Regions from separate parts of the Mus musculus genome. Here region 2 is linked to region 1. A link is a loop called in an ENCODE intact Hi-C map of the cell type or tissue named here. Cell type or tissue: left cerebral cortex. All regions are shown on one strand. Links, peaks and the distances in the headings refer to the core of each region. The heading gives the core; the rest is flanking DNA.

Region 1 (5,370 bases), core at 272-5,271:
GGCTTAGTGTTGCTTTGGCCCTGCTTAGTCCAGGATAGCCTCCTCCAGATGCCACTGTCCTGACCATGCACACCCCCAGCCCGGTGTCTTCCCTCCAGCTCTGTAGGGGAGGTCCAGTGGGAGGCAGAGTTCTTCGCGCTTCAGGACAGCAACCAGAGGTTGGCGGGAGCCCTTCGGGAGGCCAACGCAGCGGCCACTCAGTGGAGGCAACAACTGGAGGTCCAACGTGCAGAGGCTGAACTCTTGAGGCAGCGGGTGAGGACCCCTCACCCCACATCCCTTCTACCCATCAGTCCCCAGCAGGCCATTTCTTGCTGTAAAATGATTTGAAACTGTGAGAGCTTCATAGGGGTCATCAGGCCCTTCATGTCCCAGAGGATGGTAGGACCACTGGGTTGCATGTGTGCAGGTAGCAGAGCTGGAGGCCCAGGTGGCTGTAGAGCCAGTCCGGGCAGGAGAGAAAGAAGCAACCAGCCAGTCGGTGGAGCAGCTGGAGGCTCGGGTGCAGACCAAGGACCAGGTGAGCCAGGGGCAAGCTTAGGGATCGTGTCGTACTCTCCTCGGGAATCCAGGGCCTCTGAGGACACCTGGGACACCTTCTTCTCCAGGAGATCCAGACTTTGAAGAATCAGAGCACTGGCACCCGAGAGGCTCCAGACACTGCCGAGCGCGAAGAGACACAGCAGCAAGTTCAGGTTGGCTGCAGGACCTCAGCTGTAAGAGTGACCCCCTGGGGTAGAACAGGTCCCATCTGCCTGCGAGTGGAATAGGGCTGTCTACTTAAAGTTGCTAAGCAACCTCATACTTAGTCTTCCCACATCTGAGCAGTCTAAGGTCCCAGGGAAACTTCCAGAGACCTCAGCCAAGAGTATCTGGAGCATCTCCAGGAATGTCCTGGGGAGATGACCCTGTTGTCTTCGAGGGCGGGAGCAGATTGTGCAAAGGCCCAGGACCCCAGAATCATTGGCCCTCCTGGTCACAGGACTGTATTCCCAGGGAGAGAATCTACAGGAAGCCTGTTCTATGCATTTATATGTCACCCAGGTACCACCTATCATGGGTTTTTGTGTATAGTGTATGTGCATACATACATCCCATGTGGGTACAGATGCGCATGCATGTGTATGGAAGCTGGAGCTGCTGTCTTCCTCAGTTTCTTTGCACACCATCCTTTGAGACTATCTTACTACCAGAATGGCTGGGTGCTGAGTCAATCAACAGTGGGACCCTGCTCTCCCACCCTGAGGTTACAGCTGCTGGCAGTGGCTGTGGGCATTAGATTATGTGTGGGTGAAAGGCAACTGAAATTCAGGGCCCTCAGGTAACCATCTCTTTAGTTCCACTGCCCACTTCATTAAAAGTGCTTGGCTCCAGAGCATGCTATTAAGCATTCTTCCCTCCTTCTATCATGTGGGTACTGGGGATTAAACCTTCATCTTGGGGTTTTTGTTTTTCATACTGACTGTGTCTCTAGCAGCAGCTTCCCGAGTGCTGGGTTAAAGGCCTGTGAGACATGCAGTGCATGTAGCTTTAAGATTTAGTTACATGTGTGGTATTGTACACCAGTGCTTGGAAGTGAACTCAGGTCTTCTGGAGAAGTTCATACTCTTACCCACTGACCCATCTCTACAGTCCATCTTGTTTTTAGAAACAGGGTCTCTAGCCAGGCAGTGGCAGTGCATGCCCTTAATCCCTGCACTTAGGTGGCAGAGGCAGGATTTCTGAGTTTGAAGCCAGCCTGGTCTACAGAGTGAGTTCCAGGGCTACACAAAGAAACCCTATCTCCAAAAAAAAAAAATCAAAAAAAAAATAAAAGAATAGGAAGAAACAGTGTCTCTTACTGGCCTGGGGATGCTTAGGTTGTCCAGTATGCTCTAGGAATCCTGCCTGTCTTCCCAGCAGTGGGATTACAAATGCTTGCCAGCCATGCTTTGTATGTAGCTATTGGATTCCAAACTCAGTACTTCACACTTTAATGGCACTTTACTGACCCGGTGAGAGCCATGGGCCACATCAGCCATAACTGGCAACCAGAGCTTCCACCCCACCCCGTCTTCCCCGTGTAGGACCTGGAGACCCGGAATGCAGAGCTGGAGCAGCAGCTGCGGTCGATGGAGTGCAACCTGGAGGAGGCGCGGGCCGAGCGGGAGCGCGCACGGGCGGAGGTGGGCCGGGCTGCGCAGCTGCTGGATGTTCGGCTGTTTGAGCTCAGCGAGCTGCGTGAAGGCCTGGCACGCCTGGCAGAGGCAGCACCCTAGTCTGCCATGGAGTGTCTGCGGCCTCAAGGCGCCCTGGCAGGGGCCAGGGGACCCCAGCTGTCTCTGAGCTTTGCACTGTGTAGAGTTTTCTAGAATCCTTGGGCAGTGCTTCTACCCAGGTTACATTTCTACGTGTGGCGTTGCTGTCCCTGGCTGCTGCTGCCCTGCGCCCCAGGGACACTGCGAGGGAAGGCTGCACTAGTCATCCCCATGGGGCAACAGAGGCTTTGGGATCCTGAGACCTGAAGGCCCTGTACTCATCCCACCCCATTCTCAAGTCAGACTGACAACTTCAAAGAGTGTTTACTGAAGTCAGGGGCCACCAGCACCAGGTTTACAGCTCAGTCCTGAGCCTCAGCCTGGGCTGGCTCTTGGGGCCGAGATCTGGGAGGACGCGACCGTCGGACAGTGCTCCCTGCTTTCTGCCGCCGAAGTGTCTGCCCCACTTTCTCCTTGAAGCGTCGGTTTTGTTGCTTGATCTTGGCCAGCTCAGCTTTGCGTTTGGCCTCCAGGTCTGGGTCCTGCGGAAGGGAGCTGAGAATGTAACTGGGCAGCTTCCCAGGGACTGGCTCCCCCACCCCTACCCGACCCCAGGTCCCACCCACCCTTACTGGCCACACTCTTATGCCTGTCCCTGCATACCCATGCCTCCCTATACTACCTTCCCCTCCAGGATCATCTGTTTCCGCTTGTTGATCTCTTTCTTTTCATCAAAATGCGAAGCCTCCAGTTTCTAGGGGTGGGGAGGGGAACAGGTCAGTCAGGCCTGGGGCAGGAAGCCCCGCCCACCTCACCCCACTCCACCCTACCCTGACAGGCTGGCCACACTTACTATTTCGCACTCCCTTCGCACTACGTTGACCTGCGTGAGGATTTGTAGAACCTCAGCCTCCTCCACCACCAGCTCTGCCAGCTGCTGCTCTGCAGGGACAGGAAACACTGAGTTGGGCTGGGAGTGCAACCAGCCCTCTGCACCCCCAGCTCTGGATGTCTGGATCCAACCAAATGTGGACTGATGATATTTAGAAAAAGCAAAATGCTGCCAAGCTTGGCAGCACATGCTTGTCATCACAGCACTGGGAGGTTGGAGGCAGGGGGATCACTCGTTCCAGCTGAGTTCCAGGCCAGCTCTGTAGAGCAAGAATCTGTCTCAAATTAATGACTGAATAAACAAATGAACAAGTAAATGAAGTGAGATCTGGCTCCCTGAGAGGCTGAGACAGGCTCTGCATTGTGAGCACAGGTCTTCAGGCCACTGTGAGTTAAACTGAAAGAGCTTCTACAAGGAGCTCCAGATGGCCCGCCTTGGTGGCTGTTTAACGTAGGTTGTAGGGCCTGCCTGAGAACTCATGTCCTTGTCAACCTCCAAACCACACAGGGACCTTCAGGGTTGGCGTCCTGTGTGCAGGGTGCATTTTCAGGGTGAGTACTGGAATAGATATCCCAGGGTAAGGTAAGCTAGGGAGAGGAATTCATCTCCCAGGCTTGGACAGGACCCACCCTGGACCCTACCCACTTACTGATCTGCTCCTCGATGGCATGCAACAGGTGGATATCATACTGCGTCACCAGTGTGATGGCTTGCCCCTGCCTCCCTGTGGGGACACATTTGTCATAGAACCTGGGCCCCATCAACAGGCTTGTCCCAGCTGATCAGCTCCAGGGACCTCTGCAGAGGCAAGAAATCAGTGAAGAGGACTAGGGCTGCCCCTAGGGTGGGCTCTGCATATGACAGGCAGAGGGGACACTGGGAAGCTGAGAGACAGTAGGGAGCAGGTCTGCTAAGCTGCCCTTTATGAGGGCCGACAGCAAGCTGCTTTTCCTTTATGGCTGGAGGCCAGCTTAGTCCTCTACTGCTCTTTCTTCAGTGGTGACCAAGCTGAAGGAGACTGTCGGCTGATAGGGCTCATGACCCACAGCAGCCAGCTTCTCAGTGCTTATTATTTGTTAAGACAGGGTCACTCTCAGACTTCCCAAAACCCACAGGGGCAGGATAGCAGGTCCAGTCTGGCCCCATCAATTCAGGCACGAGGGAATATCAAAGCAGATGCCTCCCCTGGCCCCTGGGTCAGCATCTCAGTGAGGCATCAGGCTGGGGATGGAAGCCAGGACACTGGAAAGCTGTTCCCACTGAGTGGTAGACCCAGTTCTCCAGTGCCTCCCACTGCAGCTGGAACCTCCCGTACCTGGCTCTGCTCACCTGCACGGGCTGTGCGGCCAACCCGATGGATGTAGATCTTGGGAAGCCCAGGGGTGTTGTGGTTGATGACCACCTGCACGGTGGGGATGTCCAGGCCCCTGGAGGTACAGAGCATTCAGCTGGAGTCCATGTAGGGAAACCAAGGCTTACACTCAGCTTCCCCACGCCCAGCTTCTTGGTCTCATTGCTTGTGCCACGGTGGTCTCACCTTGAGGCCACGTCAGTGGCAATAAGAATCCGATAGATGCTGGACTTGAATTTGGCCAGGGCCGCAAAGCGCTCTTTCTGTGCCATAGGTGAGAAAAGGTTTGTGAGCAGATGGAGTAAGCCTGGGGACAGGGCTGAGACCAGACCAGGGAGGAAGGTGGTCCCAGAGCCAAAGGGGACAACAGGATGACATGAGGAGGGGAGCGGTATCACAGTGTTGTGATGTCTTCTTTTGTGTTTTTTTTTGGGGGGGGGGCAGGGCTGTGCTAGGCATGCTAACACACACTTTAATCCCAGCATTTGGGAAGCAGAGTCAGCCAGATCTCTATGATTTTGAGGACAGCCTGGTCTACATAGGGAGCTCCAAGACAAACAGGGCTACATAGAGAGGCCCTGTCTCAAAGTACCAAAGACAAAAGAAAGCAAAATCAAACCAAATGAATAAACAAAAAAAACCCCACAAATCAAAACCAACAAACTCCCCCAAACAAACAAAAACCAAACCAAACAACCCCACCAAAACCAAAGACAGGGTCTCTATTAGCCTAAACTGGTCTTGAACTTCCTATGTAGTCAAGGCTGGCCTTGAACTTCTGCTCTTCCTGCCTCACCTCCTGAGTGACAGACCACTATGCCCAGTTAACAGGGTTGGGGATGGAACCCAGGGTCTCATCCATGCTAGGCAAGGACTCTCCCAAATGAACC
Region 2 (5,370 bases), core at 263-5,262, 53 kb before region 1:
TCCTGCTTCTCAAGTGCTGGGATTAAAAGCCTGACTAATTTACTAGTTTTTGTTGTTCTGGGGTGGGGAAGGGGGGGGGACACAAGGTTACTCACTGAAGCTGAAGCTCCCTGTTTATTTCAGCTAGACTGGCTGGCCAGTGACCCTCACTCTAGTGCTGTAGCTGCAGCTTGTTCAGACATGGCTGGCCCTTTTGTGGGTGGTAGGAATTTTAACTCGCTTGCACAGCAAGCATTCTTAACCACTGTGCTATCTCCCCACACATCACATCTTAATTTCCTCAGGAAGACTAGTGAAGGCTTGTGTTCTGATACATAGTATCAGCATGAGGCAGCATGATCCCTGTGAGTTTGAGGTCAGCTTGACTCTGCCTCAGAAAGAAAGAAAAAGAAAAACTGATTGGCAGAGAAACAGCAGGCCTTACAGAGTGCCGCTTAGTTTTGGAACAAGGCTGTATGTTATCAGTTATCCTTTCTTTGGCTTCTGCTTGATCCTGGACATTTTTCTTTTCTGTAAATCTGGCATAGGAAATGCATGATACAGCCATGATTCCTGCCTCTTTTTTGTTTGTTTGTTTTGTTTGATTGATTAGTTGTTTTTGTCTTCTGAGACAGGATTTCTCTGTGTAGCCCTGGCTGTCCCAGAACTCACTCTGTAGTCCAGGCTGGTTTCAAACTCAGAGATTCTCCTGCCTCTGTTTCTCAAGTGCTGGGATTAAAGGCGTGTGCCACCACTGCCTGGCTCTGTTCTTGCCTCTTAACTCTGCCACCTTGACTGCACCAAGACCACAGTCATGCCCAAAAATGATTTCAGTTTGTTTCTTGCTGGTGGGGCTCTATGTCTGCCCCCACCCCTCCCCTTCACACATGATGAGAGTGTCTTAGAATAGCATTTCCCACTGTATTCCTGCCCATTGGATCACCCTGCTTGGTACCCACCTTCCACCAGTGTATGCATATACATGGGGGTGGAGGGTGTTCTTTTCTGAGCTCAGAGTGAACTCAGGACCAGATATGTACTAGACAAGGGCTCTGCCACTGAGCCACCTCTTTCCCTTGGTAACGGCAGTGCCTACTGTGTACACTTCTGTGCTTGCTAAAGAAGGGAACTTGTATTTGCCCATGAGTGTGGGTTTTTGTGTTTTCTTCAATTACTCTAATACATAGTACCTGTTCATTTTCTTGTCTTTTTATTGGGAGGGGGAAGGGGGTATCTTAGTCAGGGTTTCTATTCCTGCACAAATATCATGACCAAGAAGAAAGTTAGAGAGGAAAGGGTTTATTCAGATTACACTTTCCATATTGCTGACCAAAGGAAGTCAGGACTGGAACTCATGCAGGTCAGGAAGCAAGAGCTGATGCAGAGGCCATGGAGGGATGTTCTTTACTGGCTTGCTTCCCCTGACTTGCTCAGCTTGCTTTCTTGTAAAACCCAAGACAACCAGCCCAGAGATGGTCCCACCCACAATGGTCCTTCTCCTCATTTGATCACTAACTGAGAAAATGCCTTACAGCTGGATCTCATGGCAGCATTTCCTACTTGGCACCTGAAGCTCCTTTCTCTGTGATAGCTTGTGTCAAGTTGACCAAACCAGCCAGTACATTTGACCCCTTGTCAAGTTGACACACAAACTCATCGCTATTAAGCCTCAACCCTCACTTTCTTATTCATCTCCAAGATCTAAATAACTTTAAAAGTCCCACAGTCTTTGCAAATTCTTAAAATTTCAATCCCTTTAAAATATCCAATGTCTTTTAAAATTCAAAGTCTTTTTACAATGAAAAGTCTCTTAACTGTGGGCTCCACTAAAATACTTTCTTCCTTCAACAGGGAAAAATATCAGGGCATAGTCACAATCAAAAGGAAAATCAGACTCCAACTGTTCAATGTCTGGGATCCACTCACGATCTTCTGGATTCCTCCAAGGGCTTGGGTCACTTCTCCAGCTCTGCCCTTTGTAGCACACACCTTGTCTTCTAGGCTCCAGCTGCCTGTACTCCACTGTTGCTGCTGTTCTTGGTGGTCATTTCATGGTACTGGCATCTCCAAAACTCTGCTGTCTGTTGCTGCAACTAGGCTTCACCAATAACCTCTCATAGGCTCTCTTTATGGTGTGAAGCCTCAACTCTATTGCATGACCCCTTCAGTCCTGGGCCATCAATTGCAACTGAGGCTGCACCTTCACCAATGGCCTTCCATGTTTTCTCACAGTGCCAAGCCCCAGCTGTTCTTCATGACCCCTTCATGCCTTCAAAACCACTACCACCTGGGTAACTCTTACACATTACTAAGTCCAGCCACAAGTACAAGCTAAAGCTGGAGCTAAGAAATTAGTGATGATTAAGAAGAGGCCAGCATCAATGAGGTGATATCTCCTGGGAAGTATTTTCTGAGAGCACAGAGGCTAGGTTCCAGAGACAGCCAAGGTTGTACCTTGTGCTGTGGCTGGACTTAGTAATGTGTAAGAGTAACCCACCTTGACTTTTGAGATACTAGGTGCTTACTGATGTGGCTAGATGGGCTAGCCAGTGGACCCTGAGATTTCCTGTCCCTGCCTTCCCACCACTGGGGTTATAGACTTAATGCTGATACATATTTAATATGGGTCCTAAGATGAGATACAGGTCTTCTTGCTTGTTCAGGCTAGCCTTGAAGCTCAGTCCTATCTCCCCTCAGCTCCTGAATGATGGCCTTCCAGGTGTTTGTAACCAGTACCTTTTTGTCAGATTTTTTTTTTCTTTTTTTACTTTATTGTAGGTTTTGTTTTAAAATCCAACTGCGAGAAAGATGCCTGGGCCCTGCTGTCACCATGGATAGCTTTTGGGGGCAGCTTCTTGCAGCGTTTCTTTTTGTGTCCAGATGGAACTACAATGACGTCTGTGTAACCACCCCCCCCATCCCTGAATGACACTTGACTCTCCGACATAGCCTTACTTAGTGTGACTTCTACTTGCCTCTGGCTCTATTTCAACCCCAGAGAGATGAGGGTTAATGCCAGGCAGGCCTTTCTACCACTTTGGGGTCAGGGGTCAGGCCTTTGCCTGCTCAGCTGTCCTGGGTGTGGGTTAGGGTTAGGCTGCTGCTGCCTCCCAGTGGCAGTGTGGGATAGGAAGTCCTCCAGGAGGCAATAAGAGCAGCAGCCTTATAAAACTTCTGAGACAGAAGTGGCGCACGCCTTTAACCTCATCACTTGGGAGGCAGAGGCAGGCAGATTTCTGAGTTCGAGGCCAGCCTGGTCTACAGAGTGAGTTCCAGGACAGCCAGGGCTACACAGAGAAACCCTGTCTCGAAAAAAACAAAAAAAAAAAAAAGAAATGAAAACTCTGAAGTGGGCCAGGCACAGTGGAAGATCCAGGCTTCATAGACCCTTCTCTAAAGTGTGGGTGGAGTGACGTTGGGGTGGGGGCTGGTGATGAGTTTGGGAGCCTGTGTCTGATGCTAATGTGTGCCTCAAGAGTCACCCATTGTCCTGTCTTGGCTAATGGCCACAGCGGGTAGCAGGTAAGCTCAAGCCTGGTGCTTACAGACATGTCTTCATAAGTGTGATCACTCCTAATTGCCCATAGGACATGGGTGTGGTTCTCAACCTCCTGTGTACACAGATGCTGCTGGGAAACTCAGAGTTGAGAACAGGGCTCCCATCTTCCTGTTTACCCAGGCATCGCTGGAAACCGTGACAAGTTGGGAATAAGGCCCTGAAGGCCTGTGATAAGCCCCTGCTGTGTGTGTAGGGGGGGGAGATTCATGGTAGATGAGGATGCCTGGGAAGGGATGTTCATTGGCTACACTTGGAGGCCCCTGGATACCTCATTAACATGGAGAACTCTAGACGGCACTACACTATGTGACCATTTGTCATGCTCCACTTATTGTGGTTCCAGGACAGGAATCTGATCAGGAGCTAGTTTGAACTCCTGCCATTCTCAGTTATGAGCTTTATCAGGGTTCTGAACTTTGCTACTACCTTACAAGTCCTTCTGTCTGGTGGCCCCATCCACTGCCCCACACATGGATTTCTAGCCCCTATATAGTGCAAGCTTAGAAGATGCTTCCCCTTAATATGCAATGGCATGGCGGTATCTGCACAGCACAGAGGTGCTCCTCTTCCATGTGTTTTGAATCCTCTCAAATATAACCAGGAACTGTGGGTGGCAGTGCTTTCTGCTGTTGTATAGGGAGAATGCTGGGAAAGGCCACACTGATGCAGGTACAAGTTTCCCATGTATTTTTACTCTGGCTTGGTTGAATATATGACTGCAGGTCTCAGTGGGTCAGTGCAGATTGGCTAGTGGAGAGCTGGAGGTGGCACCATAGACATTTTCTTATTGGTGTGGGGGGGCGGGGTGTGTGCACACGTTGTCTGTGTACACCTGGGTGCTCTGTGTGTGCAGGTATCTTCCCCAGTCATTTTCCACTTTATTTATTGAAACTGTGGCTCTTCCTGAACCTGGAGTCACCAATTTTGGCCACTGTGGCTGGCCAGCTTGCCTCAGGGATTCCTTGTCTCTACTTCCTGAGAATGGGAGATTACAGGCACCCACGCCTGTTTGGTTTTTCAGTGGGTTCTGATCTCACGTCCTCACACTTGCATGGTAAGCACTAAGCCATCCTGATGCCTCTCTACCCATTTTAAGCAATATTAGAGTAGATTGTTTGCACCTCACACCTGTCTAGAGTCCATGCTCTAAAGTGCCTTCTGTTTGTCTGGCCATCTATTTCAGATCTCCTAAGGACAGGCTCAAGAGCCAGAGCAGATGTCTATGAGGACATTCATGGTGATAGCAGGTACTCCGCCAGTGGATCTGGAGTGTATTCACTAGACATGGGAAGAGAGGGTCTGAGAGGTGACATGTTTGTGGGACCCTCCTTCAGATCTAGCAACCAGTCGGTTGGTGAAGACAGCTATCTTCGCAAAGAATGTGGCCGGGATCTGGAACCAGCCCATACTGACTCCCGGGACCAGAGTTTTGGCCACCGGAATCTGGGACATTTTCCTTCTCAGGACTGGAAACTTGCGCTCCGTGGCTCTTGGGAACAAGACTTGGGCCACTCAGTTTCTCAAGAATCCTCCTGGTCACAGGAATATGGTTTTGGGCCCTCATTGTTAGGAGACTTGGCCTCCTCCAGGCGGATGGAGAAGGAAAGTCGGGATTATGACCTGGACCATCCTGGGGAGGTGGACTCTGTGTCTAGAAGCAGTGGGCAAGTCCTGACCAGAGGCCGATCTCTAAACATAGCTGACCAGGAAGGCACTCTACTAGGAAAGGGGGACACCCAGGGTCTGCTTGGAGCAAAGGGTGTTGGGAAGCTTATCACACTGAAAAGCATGACCACGAAGAAAATACCTGTTGCCAGTCGTATTACTTCCAA

Evidence for each region. Hi-C counts contacts between places; a loop is a spot of excess contacts. Peaks named below come from ENCODE experiments on the same cell type or tissue, not always from the same donor. Only the 100,000 strongest peaks of a DNase experiment are listed, where the experiment ranks them.
Region 2: a loop joins it to region 1, with 2.0 times the contacts of the local background. A loop is called at or near these places in 4 of 42 quality-filtered maps.

The regions. Positions count from the first base shown.
Region 1 is chr8:70,290,909-70,296,278 of GRCm38, forward strand. It overlaps Homer3 (homer scaffolding protein 3), which reads left to right. Exons shown (of 10, transcript NM_001146153.1): 7 at 99-255; 8 at 410-520; 9 at 609-695; 10 at 2,067-3,453. The coding sequence ends at 2,258. Ddx49 (DEAD box helicase 49) reads right to left here. Exons shown (of 13, transcript NM_001024922.2): 8 at 4,667-4,743; 9 at 4,459-4,556; 10 at 3,779-3,853; 11 at 3,091-3,179; 12 at 2,920-2,991; 13 at 1,958-2,779. The coding sequence ends at 2,600. Among named protein-coding and RNA genes, the nearest start is that of Ddx49, 8.9 kb to the right of the region's middle. In left cerebral cortex, for the core only: no CTCF peak of the experiment used is centred there; a DNase peak (open chromatin) is centred at 3,368.
Region 2 is chr8:70,237,770-70,243,139 of GRCm38, forward strand. Sugp2 (SURP and G patch domain containing 2) reads left to right here. Exons shown (of 11, transcript NM_172755.4): 3 at 4,722-5,370. Among named protein-coding and RNA genes, the nearest start is that of Armc6, 6.0 kb to the left of the region's middle. In left cerebral cortex, for the core only: a CTCF peak has its summit at 3,097; no DNase peak of the experiment used is centred there.